4 separate regions of the Mus musculus genome follow, and all the other regions are linked to region 3. A link is a contact called in ENCODE Hi-C or POLR2A ChIA-PET data. All regions are on one chromosome and are shown on one strand. Each heading gives the region's core, a stretch centred on a gene start or an enhancer-like site at or near the end of the contact. The rest is flanking DNA. Distances are from core to core; before and after follow the strand shown.

The links. A loop is a pair of places that touch in the nucleus more often than their neighbours do. ChIA-PET counts read pairs that join two places held with the same protein, here RNA polymerase II (POLR2A).
Region 1: a map of regulatory T cell shows a loop between it and region 3 (2.1-fold over the local background). The contact joins the promoter of Dclre1c here to the promoter of Fam107b in region 3. A Hi-C loop is called at or near these places in 3 of 37 maps with a recorded cell type or tissue (regulatory T cell and v-Abl transformed pro-B cells). POLR2A ChIA-PET finds 5 or more read pairs at or near these places in 2 of 5 experiments (both embryonic stem cell).
Region 2: a map of T-helper 1 cell shows a loop between it and region 3 (3-fold over the local background). The contact joins the promoter of Nmt2 here to the promoter of Fam107b in region 3. A Hi-C loop is called at or near these places in 1 of 37 maps with a recorded cell type or tissue (T-helper 1 cell). POLR2A ChIA-PET finds 5 or more read pairs at or near these places in 1 of 5 experiments (embryonic stem cell).
Region 4: POLR2A ChIA-PET joins it to region 3 with 12 read pairs in embryonic stem cell. The contact joins the promoter of Acbd7 here to the promoter of Fam107b in region 3. A Hi-C loop is called at or near these places in 1 of 37 maps with a recorded cell type or tissue (T-helper 17 cell). POLR2A ChIA-PET finds 5 or more read pairs at or near these places in 2 of 5 experiments (both embryonic stem cell).

Annotation. Positions count from the first base shown.
Region 1 is chr2:3,422,832-3,426,146 of GRCm38, reverse strand. Dclre1c (DNA cross-link repair 1C) reads right to left here and starts at 2,016. Exons shown (of 14, transcript NM_146114.3): 1 at 1,821-2,016; 2 at 732-783. The coding sequence starts at 1,929.
Region 2 is chr2:3,282,881-3,285,764 of GRCm38, reverse strand. It overlaps Nmt2 (N-myristoyltransferase 2), which reads right to left and starts at 1,553. Exons shown (of 14, transcript NM_008708.2): 1 at 1,359-1,553. The coding sequence starts at 1,468.
Region 3 is chr2:3,711,704-3,714,721 of GRCm38, reverse strand. It overlaps Fam107b (family with sequence similarity 107, member B), which reads right to left and starts at 1,264. Exons shown (of 4, transcript NM_025626.4): 1 at 1,086-1,264.
Region 4 is chr2:3,334,704-3,337,807 of GRCm38, reverse strand. It overlaps Acbd7 (acyl-Coenzyme A binding domain containing 7), which reads right to left and starts at 1,640. Exons shown (of 4, transcript NM_030063.2): 1 at 1,587-1,640. The coding sequence starts at 1,598.

The DNA.
Region 1 (3,315 bases), core at 767-3,266, 290 kb after region 3:
AAAGTGAGCTCCAGGACAGCCAGGGCTATACAGAGAAACCCTGTCTCAAAAAACCAAACCAAACCAAACCAAACCAAACCAAACAAACAAACAAAAAAAACAAAGGTACATCAGCTAGCAACACAGACGGATCACAGAAATACAATAGTAAGAGCTAGACAGGGCTGGAGAAATAGCTCAAGTAGTTAAGATGGCTGCTCTTCCAGAAGGCCAAGGTTTAATTCCTAGCACTCATAGGACAGCTACACACAGGTAAACAAGCATACATGTAAAATAAAAAAATAAATAAACCTTTGAAAAATATTGAAGATGTCTTAATCTATCCAGTATATGATCCTGTTTATTTATTTTCATTTGTTTAAGACAAGTTCTCACTATGTAACTCAAGCTGGCCTTGAACTCACAAATCCTCCTGATTCCTCCATGTTGTGATTAGACCACCATATTAAGCCACCTGTTTATATTAAAATTCAAGAATATCCAAAGTTAGCTCATTGTGACAAAAACTCAAAATAGGAAATACTTCTTGGAGAAGAAGCAGGTAAGACTAGACAGGGGTCTGGGACATGGTAGTGTTCAACTTCTTATCTGTGTGGAAGCCACATAATGTTTATATAAGCTCATAAAGTTTATACAGGCTACCCTGCTAGGGTGTATGTCCTGTTCTGCCTAGGTGTTATCTCTCAGTTAAGATATCTACTTAAATACAAATAAGTAACAAAGCCAATTACCTGCATTCCAGCCTTCTTTTCAAGGAAGGAGCCCTTAATCCTTTCATGTGATCTACAAGGAAAAGAATTAGAAATCATAACCATGTTTTGTTTGATTTGGTTTTTTAGAGGATTTCTCTTCCCTGCAACAGCTGGGTTGTCTTTGTAAGCTTCCTACTGTGAGAAACTACCTAAGGCTCACCATTCTGAGCAAATAGATTCCCACAGGCCTTTGGCTCTTCTGCACATGACGAACCTTTCAGAGTAGGGAACAGGAACCACTAAAAAGGGTTAGACCCTGAGCTGATGAAAGCTATTCAAGTCCCACCTGGGTCAGGGGACATACGCAGGAAGATCAAGTGCGAGTATGAGAACCTGGGTGGGCTGATATGACTCCACCTAGGATACGTGAAGCTCTGCCCCACAACCTAAAATAAGTAAATAATAAAGAAGAAAAATGGGGGACACTTGGCCAAGCTTATCGACTGGTTGTACACACACACACACACACACACACACACCCAAGAGTATAGTGTGAGAAACATTTGTGTGTGTGTGGGGGGGGGGGGGTTAAAGGGAGCGAGGGAGGGAGGGAGAGGGAGGAGGAGAGACAGAGAGACAGAGATAGATGTACAGATCGATCTTGGGCTCTTGCCAAATATCTCCGGGATGTAGAACTTCTGAAACACGTGCCTGTGTGAGAGAGGGGCATTTCGCTCTTACCTAATGTCTTTGGGTGTAGACGTTCTGAAACGTGTTTTCCTTACTCGAGATAAACGAGAATTAGGGAAGTTTGGGCATGAGCTAATTAATTAAGCCTTACCAAACATACCCTCCGCTGGGACAGCAACCAGCACTTCTAACAGCTCTGCCTTACCACAGCGTCCAGGTCTGATTGCAACCGGAGCTGGGGTTAGGAGCTGGGGTTACAGAGGTGGTACAGACCAGGAGCTCAATAAAGCCAGAGGTTAAGCGCCAACTGGCATTAGGAGTGCTTCCCAGTGCCTCGCGGAGTCCCAGCCTGTCCTCCCCTCACCAGGTGCCGACCTCTGCCATTGCCTCTTCAGACCATAGCGCCCCTGAAATAGGTAACGAGAGGAGCTCACTCACCCTTGTGACAGTGCGAAAGGAAGTAGGCACGGGCTTTCAGGTTCTCCCTGTCGAAGCGGTCAATGGAGATGGTTGGATACTCCGCCATCTGTCCCTGGAAGGAGCTCATCGCACCCGGGAACACTAGACCCAAAGCCCACCTCGGAAACAGAAGCACACACTGACCCTGGGCGCCACTTCCGGGAACCTGCGCACCGCCTACCCATAGGCCGGCAGAGCTCAGCCACATCCAATCAAAGGACCCTTGAGGTAGGGGCGGAGCCAATGGGCATCCAATCCTGATCCAGCCTCCCAAGTCCCTTGGTTTAAATAACTGCACCAGCTGGGCACGGAGAAACAGCTGTGCGTAGTTTGTGGGTAGCACTGGCTGGTCATGGAAAGTCACGTTCCTGCCAGAAAGCAAGAAAAGACACCGAAGTGTTTGTTGCGCAATGCAGATCTGCCCGCATCTGTGGAGGAACCAAGGCAGGAAACGAAACACAACTGAGAATGGAGGCCAGAGAGCTTCCCTTTTCTTAACCATATTGCCTTGCATTTCCTCAGATCTAGTGAAGATCGAGTTCTTTTCACTTTTTTAAAAATCTTATCCCAATTTGTATTTTATAGGGTAACCACGAGGATTGGATGAGTCATTGCCTCTGACTCTTGGTTAGTAGATTCCATTGGTAGTTGCTCCCTCTTCTGTATTATATAAGCTAACTATATTTTGAAGGCTACAATTCAGACATAGATTCTTAGAGCAGGGGTGGGGGGAGTAAAGATTCCATTGATCTGCTGGCCTCCAGTAATCATTTAAGTTGTACTTTGAGGAAGTCAGAAGGATATATAAAGAGACAGAGGGAGAGGATGGGGGGCAGGGTGGGAAAGTGTGTAGTAATCATACTAAGATCCACCAAAGACTTTGTCAGTGGCATTTATTTTCTCCTTCCTAGCAAGTTCTCCTCAGATACTCAGCACTGTTGATCAACTGGAACCTCCAAACCCTGCTATGCAGAACACTTTGGCAAGCCTTGTGGAGGTAAACAGGAAAACTGAAAAGAAGCAGTGTCTGCAAAAACTGAGCGACTGGTTTTAGTACTGTGGGGAGATTAGAATGTTGCAGATCCAGAAGCGAATTATCGTATCTTGAGCTAGTTCTAGCCCTTGGGAATAGCCATCCCTTGTTTATCTCTGTTGGAATTAACATCTTGTGAGTAACAGATGAAAACCTTTTGGAATCTCCTAGTTTAGCAGACCACTATTTTCACCTAACCCAAAAATTAAGAACGTCATCAGATAGCATCTCGGGCCTATAGAAAAGCTTTCTCATCTTTGCTCTCCGATGTACACTAAATATGACCTGACTTAAGACTTTCTTCTATAAAACTGTGAAACTCTTTCCTTGTTGGAACATGGAATTTAGGATGACCCAAATCTCTGTTCCAGCCCCAAGGTTATTAAAAATGGCCCCAGAATAAACTCTCTTTTTCCCTTTAAGATGAGGTTTCTCGATCCA
Region 2 (2,884 bases), core at 304-2,803, 430 kb after region 3:
CTCAGGCTAAGATTTCTGAAGAATTGCCTCTCTGGGCTTAAAAAAAATCTAGACTTGAATGATAACATTCAGTACTTGCAGCTGCCACTGAACTGTTCGCTGAAAACCTTAAAAAGCAACATGCCAAAGGGAGATATATGTAGTCAGCTTTTCTTTTTTGACATTTGTCATTTAATATCTGATAACGTATTCAAGATCAATACAGCCTCCTTTCTTAAAGCTTAAAGTAAACGTTGAAATAAAATACAAATACTTTAAAGACTCTCCATGAACTGAATAAATAAGCCATCTGTGACTCAGGCTTCCCTATCGTGTTTTTAGGCTGACCCACTTCTCCAGTCACCATGGTTCGCAGAATCTCACTTCTAAGGGGCAGCAGTAACAGTCTGTGCCAGCGCATAGTTTGAATCCAACAGGGTAAAAGGCTGAGGCAAACAGCACCTACAAAGGGACACCGGTCTTTATTTAAAATGATCCTCCAAACCCCGCCTCTAAAACAGAACTTCAATACCAGCCTTAACCAGAAGCAGTCTTTTCTCGAAGAAAAAAAAATCAAGTCTGTAGGGGAGAAAAGAGGGCAGCATAGATTGAGAAACCGATCAAATGTTAAAGTACTTGGTGCATTTGGCTTTGGAGATCAGACACCAGTTTTGCAGGAGGGGCAAGGTCGGGGCCGCGGGAACTCCGTTCACCCGTCAGCTCTGCTCTAGAAAGCTCTGAGGGCACGCTCAGAGGCCGCAAAGCTGAACGCCCTCAGGCGTCGGCTGAGACCTGTCTCCCTCCCCCTCTCCCGGTCTCGGCGCCCCTTTCCCGGCCTGGGAGGCAGAACTTTGCGCAGTTCGTCGCCAGCAGCCGAGACCGCCAGAGGCGCATCCCTATCCCACCCCCACCGCCGGCTCTGCGGGTTTCCTCTCTACAGGGGGTTAGTGGCGGCTGGGGGGGGGGGGCGCGAAAGAACTAGAAGGATGCCAAGGCACAAGTGGAACGACTTGCATCTCCCTCGCCTCGCCGGTCCAAGACGCCGCCACCGCAAAGGGAAGGGCCTTGCGTCCTTGCTAAGTTCCCACCCGAACCACTCGCCGTGGTAGGGTGAGGCCAAGCCAGCGGGGGCGCGCGGCAGGTGACTGTCGCGTCGCGGGTTCCCGGGCCCGAGTCGCAGTCTCCCCGCCCACCTCAGCCCTCGCCCACCACTGCGTGCTCCCCGAGAGCTGGGAGACCTGCACCTCACAATGGTCTCGGGATGAGGACACCGCCAAACGGAGCCTCCGGTCTAGGGGCTCCCGCACGCCACGAGCGGGCGCGGGAGCCCTGAGGTGCGCGCGGTCCCCGCCCTGTCGCGCCCGCGCGCCACCTCCTACCCTTTGGCGTGTTCGGTCTCCTCCTCATTGTCTCCGTCTATTCCGCACGTGTCCTGGTCGTCCAGCTCTAGGCTCTGCTGGCTGGCCGCAGACTCGCTGTCCTCCGCCATCGCGGCGGCTCCGAACGGCTGGGGAGGCGGCGCTCCGAGCAGCAAGCAAGGCGCGACAGGGCGGGCGCGGCCGCAGCTCCCTCTAGTGCCGCCCACCCTCGGGCACCGAGTCTCGAGTCTGCGGCCCCGCCCACCCCCCGGTCACGCCCATCACAGCCGGCCCGGCCCCGCCCACTCCCTTGAGGCTCCCGCCTGTCTATGCAGTCCCGCCCGCCTCAGTCAGGGCGGGCCCCGCCCACATTGCGTGCCTACACCCGCCCACTTCATCAGTTCTCCCACTTAGGCAGTCGAGGCCCCGCCTACCTCGCCTTCCCACTTCCGCCTATTTTAGCGGGTGAAGACCGGCTCCTCTCGTGGTCCCGTTTCCGCCTGGGCTAGCGAGGCTCCGCCCACCTCGCCTTCCGCTTCGGCTCCACTCCGCCAGCACTGCCCCGCCCACCTCGCTCGCCCGCTCGGGCCTCCTCAGCGGGCACGGCCCCGCCCACCTCAGCCAGCAGAAGGGCGAAAGCACGAGGCCGGCCCTTCCTCAGTCTAAAGCTGTGAGGTGGGGCGGTGGGGGAATGGTGGAGCCGGAGCGGGAGCCGGAGGCCGAGGCTTTTGGGCTTGGGGCGTGGCCTGAATGAGGATGCGTTTGTGGCTCCAAGGCTAGACCTGGTCACTGCAGGCTGGATTGCAGGGCTGCGCGGCAGCCTTTGCGACCACTGCCTACAGATTCTATATGTCTGTGTGCCTCAGCGCTCTCGACTTCTGCAGGGATTTTTTTTTTCACTCAGGCCTGCGATTCCCTAAAGCTCTCCCTGCCTCCTCTTCCACATGTTCTTCAAAATTTTCCATTTCACATTTTAGTATCTAATGCTTATCGAGCCAAAGCTCCGCCCTCCCCACCTCCCCGCTGCAAGCAGCCTCAGAGTCCTCAACAGAAAATGACTGGAGTTGGTTTTTGTTTGGTTGACTGGGGTTTTTGTTTGTTTGGTTGGTTTTTTTCTTTTGCTTGCATGTTTTTGTCTAGATGGGTTCGGCTGAGAACAGAATGAACATTTTGTGAAACATGAAGACACCCAGATTAGGGGGATTGGGTCGTTTTAGGCAAGTCTGTCGGCTCTCTCCTAAGTGAAGGTCATGACCTAGACCACCAAGGAAACCTGTATGGGCAGTGTTGAAATCGTCCTCCATCAGGAAACAGGAGAGGAAGAAAGCCAAGCATGGTGGCCCATGCCTGTTATCCCAGCAGTCCTGGATGTAAAAAGTCCCGGAGGTCAAAATGAGGAGTTCTTTGAGGCCAGCATCCACTGCATACAGAGTTCAAGGACATCTTGAGCAACAACAGACTCCTCTCAGGGAAAATAAAGGACTGGGGGATAGAGGAAAGAGAATCTCCTGGGTGTACCAGATAAGGCAAAGGTGAAATCCATATTG
Region 3 (3,018 bases), core at 15-2,514:
GTGGTGGCCACATGAGTGACCTATCTTCTGGTTTTTAATTTATCACAAATATATATGATTATTAATTCAAAGTTGTAAAGCCTGAAACTCCAAACACTAAGGAACCGTCCCTAGACAGGCATCTCTGACAGGATTTAGAGCAACTTTAACATGTCCAAATGCTAGTGAGGTAGCATGCCTAGAGAAAGTGTACCTGTTAGCAGGGAGGCTCAAATTCAGAAAGTCAAGCCAAACAGGGCTCCTTCTGTTCCCCTGTTGGCGCCTCCAGTATCACCCCCCATTCTGACTAAGTAACCTCACTTAGCAGTCCTGGACAAAAATCTGAGAAGGGATTGGGATGGCTGGTGTGTGCACTTCATCCTCTCAACAGGAACTCTCTACATTTCAAAGAGAGCTGGGGACGCTTCACTTCCAGCACACATGTCAAAACTTGGCTCTTATACACCAGATTACCTCCCAGTCATCCAGAAATGTTTCAGGAGGCAATCACTGAGTCCCCCAAAAATGTGGGGACTTCTGCGCTGACATCACCCAAACCCCCTGGCTTGACCGGACTCCAAGAGGCACAGCAGAGTCCAACATAGAAAAGTTACTTGCAGACAGGAAACAGTGTCACTACCACCTTTCAAAGCAGCACGACCCCGCCTTTGTCTGCCGGGTAGGAGCCGGCTTCGGGACGCTGACCCTGTCCTGCTGCCGGGACAGGCAAGGCGGGCATCTGGCCCGGGGCGCGCAGCCACTGCAGCCTGGGTCTTAAGGTCTGGGTCTGCAGGGCCGAGGATGCAACAATGAACCAACCAAGCAGCAGCCTGGATTCCCCCCTCTCCAGGGGGCCCCTCCGCCCCGGCGCCCCTCGATCCGGGCCGCCGCCCGGGCCCTGCACCCTAGACCTCCCCAAGCAGCGCAGGGCCACCAGGCTCCCCGCTGCTCGCCTACGCCCGAGGGACCGCATACCCCAGCCCGCCCTGCAGGCCAACGACAGGGTCCCCCAGGCCGGGGTCAGACACCCGTCGCTTTCTCCCGGCGGGCGGCCGCCTTGCAAGCCCCTCGTCTTTGTGTGAGAAGTAAGTGTGGGGCCAGCCTACCTCGCACAAAGGCGCGCTGCTCCCTGGCGCGCTCCGCTGCTGGCGTTGGTACCCGGCACCTTAGCCACCGAGGTGGCGAGAGGGCGGTTCCGACGGCGGTTGCAACGCCGGAGTAAGAAGCCCGTCCGGCTCGGGGCGGCTCTCGCACCCGGCGGCCTCGCGCGTCAGAATTAAGTGGCGGGGCGGGCCGGGGACGGGGCGGGGCCGCTGAGTCATCACTAAGTCACGCCCAACTCCTAGGCCACGCCCCCGAACGGCCGACCACGCCCCCCGAGCTTTCAGCCTTGCTTTGCCCTAGTGGACTCAGATGAGAGCTCTGGATCCTTGGTCATGTGGCAGGGGCCTCTGTTGTGCGGGTTTACTTTCCTTTGCTTGGGTGCCCAGGAAAGGACCAGGAAGGTGGAAGGAAAAGTTGTCACCTGTCTAATGGAAGGTGTCAGCTGCAAGTTCACGGGGCCCACAATTTAAAATTCATTATGCATCTGCTTTTGAGTTTATTTCTCATCTTTCTGTCTCTCCTTTGTATATGTGTTTCTCTCTGTCTGTCCCTCTCATGCTCTGTCTCTCTGTTTGTCCTTCTCTTGCTCTCTCTGTTTCTCTTTCTGTTTGTCCTTTCTGTCTCTCTGTGTCTTATGTCTTTATGTATCTGTAGCTCTCTTACTGTGTGTCTATGTCTCTATGTTACTGTGTATCTCTTATTGTATCTCTGTGTTCTCTCTCCTTTTTGTTCTCCCCCACCCCTTTCTCTTCGGTCTGTTGAAACCCTGCCAAATATTTTTTTTGGAAGAAAATCAAAAAAGGAGTTTGTTATAATTACATAAAGTCACAGTCAACTGAAGGCTCAGAACCCACTGACCTGGGCTTTCCTCTCCACCCTCACCAAAGGGCAGATGGAGAATTTAGATCAAGGAAGGACTGATCTGATCTTTAAAAAAAAAAAATCTAATTTCATTCTCTAGCTCTCCTGAATTGTTTCCCTGCCCTACCCAAAATTCCAAGGGTGCCATTTACATGAATCACGAGTTCAGCCATTTACATGAATCACGAGTTCAAAAGCAGGCCCTGTCTCAGGGTGAGAACAAGGCCAGCAGGTTGATGGATTCCATACCAAAGCCTTTTCATTTTCTTGGCAACAGATGACTAAGGATTTATTTATTAGGAAACTTTTCTGACTCAAAGAGCTTAGGTCATATTTGCACAGGGGGAAAAATGCTGTCAGTGGATTTCAATGAGCAAATTACCTATTCCAAATGTTTCAGTCTTACAGAGTCCTCTTAGCCAGCTCCTGGGCATCCTCCCAATCCAGGAGCAATAGACACACTCACCCCAGGATTCACATTACTTCACATTAGTCTAAAATACAGCACGTAATAGTGATAACTTTGCAATATTCCTTTGCCGCTTTCTCATAGAGGTAAGCCAACAATAATTTCCTCAGAGCCTTCCCAGTCCCAGGGGCTCTCTGCTGTGCTTCACTCGCAGTCTTCTGCCATTCACCCCCATGCATGGAGTTTCCTCTCCCCCTGATGGCTCCCTAGTCTCCAAGCAGAGGGATCCTGCCTAGACTCCTACCCCTACCCACACTGACATCAACTCCTAAGTTCTGAATAGGATGAGCAGCTATCCCCTCCCCATCTCCGGTAGTGCCCACCACACTTGCCTCTGGGCTCTGTGACCACAGTATGGTAATGGTGTTCTAACTGGTCCTAGCCACCATTGTGTCAGGGTCCCAGCTGCTTTCTGGGTGAACTTTTAAATCAAAACTGATCCACCACTGCTGTTGCTGCAGCAGGTGCTGCTGCTGCTGCTGCTACAATATCTATTGTTTTAGCTATTTTTCCTGCCATTTTGACAAAACACCTGATAGAAACAGGGGAAGGAGGGTTTACTTGGGCTCACAGTTTCACAAGCTTGTGTCCTTCCCGGTGGCTGG
Region 4 (3,104 bases), core at 391-2,890, 380 kb after region 3:
AGAGAGCGTGGGTGTGTTAGGATTTGCATATGTTGCCTTGTCTATCCTGGAACATCACACTTAAATGATCACCCTACGTTTCTATTGAACCCAGGGACTCCCGAATGCTAGGTAACCTGCAGACTGATCCACACATGCCTCATCCCTTCTCTTAATGGGTTTCTAACCTGCCTTTATCTTTCTCTTCTGCTTGAAGTACTTTGTGGTTTTCCGAAACAGGGTCTCATGTAGCACACTGCTTTGAGTCTGCCACCTAGCTAAGGATGGCCTAGGACTCCTGATTCTCCTGTCTCCGAGTCCTGAGTGCTGGGATGACAGGTGTGTACTGTCACTCCTGACTTGAACTAACACTCCCACATCTAGAATATAATGCATGTTTTGTTATATTACTACATTGGTAAGAATTTCAAATTGAAATAATACACATATGTTTTAAGAACTTTTCATTTGTAACAATTTATTCTTTAAGCATAAACAAAGTGACTTAAACTTTCAGTGACTGCAATTCCAGTTTTCTTTGATCATACTGATGCTGATATCTAGCAAGTATATATTTTTTAAAACTAGAATCTTATTTTATCGAAATGAAAGAACATTTTCATTACAGCAATAATAGATTTAATACATTCAACACTGATAGTAATAGAAACCCACACCCTGTATCAATTTTAATTATTGAACTAAGGCTAGCCTTCAATGCTGCCCTATTGTCAGGGTGGCATTCATATGCCTTAGCTCATTGTCCCTTCGTGATATTCTTTAACTTTTAAATCCTAAAGATTCCCTTCTCCAATGCTGCTTTAAATGCTGCCCATGGAGGTAGCTCATTTAACTGCCTCTCTCCTCTTTTATTTGCTCTATGTTTATTACGGCATATATGCGGGTGCACATGTACCATGGCATGCATTTGGAGGTCAGGGAACAATTGCAAGGGACACTTCTCTCTCTCTACCATGTGCATTCTGAAGGTTCTGATCTCCAGGCTTGCCAGCAGATAGAACTCGTGCGCGCGCACACCTTTCATTATACACACATAGAAAGAGGGCATTTATATATAAAAGCAACCTATATGTGTTTATCTGAGAAAAGGGCTTCCTGGTTTTTAATTCCTATTTATTCTCTTTTCACTCTTATCAATAAAACAGTAAAGTCAGAGCTTTATAATCTAGCCCTGTTATTCAACAAAACACATCTATGAAAATCTCCCGAGGTCCCCAAGAGCAAGGGGATGTGGAGACCCCAATGGATGTCACTTGCTTCCTGGAGTTGTTAAGAGAGAGAGGTGAAGAAGCCCCCGCCCCCAGGAGCTTGTCAATTCTTCAGATCTGGGTAATTTTCCCAGAGGGCCAAACAGGTTGCTATAGAGATCCTGGGTCCTTGTCAACAGATGGTGAAGTACAATATATTGTGAAATATACTGCCCCACACTGCTTAGGCAGGTGTGGGAGTCACTGCAGGGTCGCAGCAGCAGAAGGCTCCTGGGGGTTACCTGCCCCTGTCCTGTCCCAGGGCTACCACACCTCCTCTCGCCCCATCAGAGCGCTTCGGATAATTGCTTTGGCATGGCCTTCCCAGATCTGGCTTACCTGCAAGGACATAATGATGAGACACGGAATGCTGTGACTCTCCCAGCTCAGAGTGAGAGTCCCCGGGGAGCGGGCTCCGCTGCTTAAAGAGCAGTGCTCCTCCTCCGGTCTCTCCTATTGGTTGCTCTCTGGGCATGGAGGACTAATTGGCCACAGGAGCGGGAGGGAGTGTCTGGGAGGTAACTCAGCCCAGTGTCTCGGAGCTCATTTAATCTCCTCTCTCTTCTTTTACTAAGGCGAACTTGCAGGTGCACGCATGCCTCCGCTGCCTCTCCTCAGTTGAGACTGTGGCTGTTTCCTTCCCTTTTCCTTGCCTCTCCATTCTACCTCTGGGTGTAGCGGTGTTAACTATAGCACTGTATGTGCTGAAGTTCTTCAGAGTTGTTCCTTAACCCAGAGAGAATACACATAACACCTGTCACCTGACCTCAGGGATGGCCGATAGCGTCTCTCGGGAATTCGAGACATGGTGTTGGTTTTGTGCTTACATGACTATACACAAATGTTCTGAACCTTACCAGGCGCCTTTTCTCCTTACTGATCTGATCTATGGAAGGGTGGCACTGCTACCCACTGTTGCCTGGGGTGGCCCGAGTGCTCAAGACACCTCCCATTCATATTGCTGCCCTGGACACAGATGTGGCTATAGACACTCCAATGGCACAGACTCGAAGCCTGTGCTTTGACTTGGTATCTCGTTACTAAAGTCCATTCCCAGTTAAGTGACTTTTAAATGTTGGACTGATTGTAGACATGCAGGAAAGGCCATAATGAAGTGGATATTTTGGACAATTACTATACACTAATTAAAAAACTAAAAATAATCGTTATTAACAGTATGTTTGTAGACTCCACAAAACCACAATAGCATACAATGCTGGGCAAAGCTCAGAATTCCATGCAAGCAAGAAGAATCTAGTGTTCAATTCTTGAACATTTTGTTGACAGACTGTATTGTCAGCTCTAATGCTACGATTTCTGACTCAGACTCTTAAGCTAATGTTATATTGTTGTATCCTTTAAATCCAGCAGTTCAAGAATTAAGACAAAAAGAATACTTTCATAAACCTTCTAAGTTATTAAAATATTTTGAGATATTTATAAAATTAACTATGATCATAAATGGTACATTTATAAACTGTTTATTCACAAACATAACTTATTTACAATGTAAAATAAAAGCTATCATTGAAAAGTAAATTGACCATTTAGTGTATATATAGACTACCAAATGCATAGTAATTTAGGGAACTATGGGAAGCATATATTTGTTAAAAAAAAAAACCTGAACATAAACTGATTAAACATAATCATAAACATAAATTGATGTAAATAAAAATAAAATAAATAAATAAATAATAAAATAAAAATAATAAAATAAAAATAATAAAATAAAAATTAAAAACTGAATTGATGTAAAATAAGAGCTATAATTGAAAAGTAAATTGACCATTTGGTTTGGTGTGTGTGTGTATATATATATATATATATATATATATATATACATACATATACACA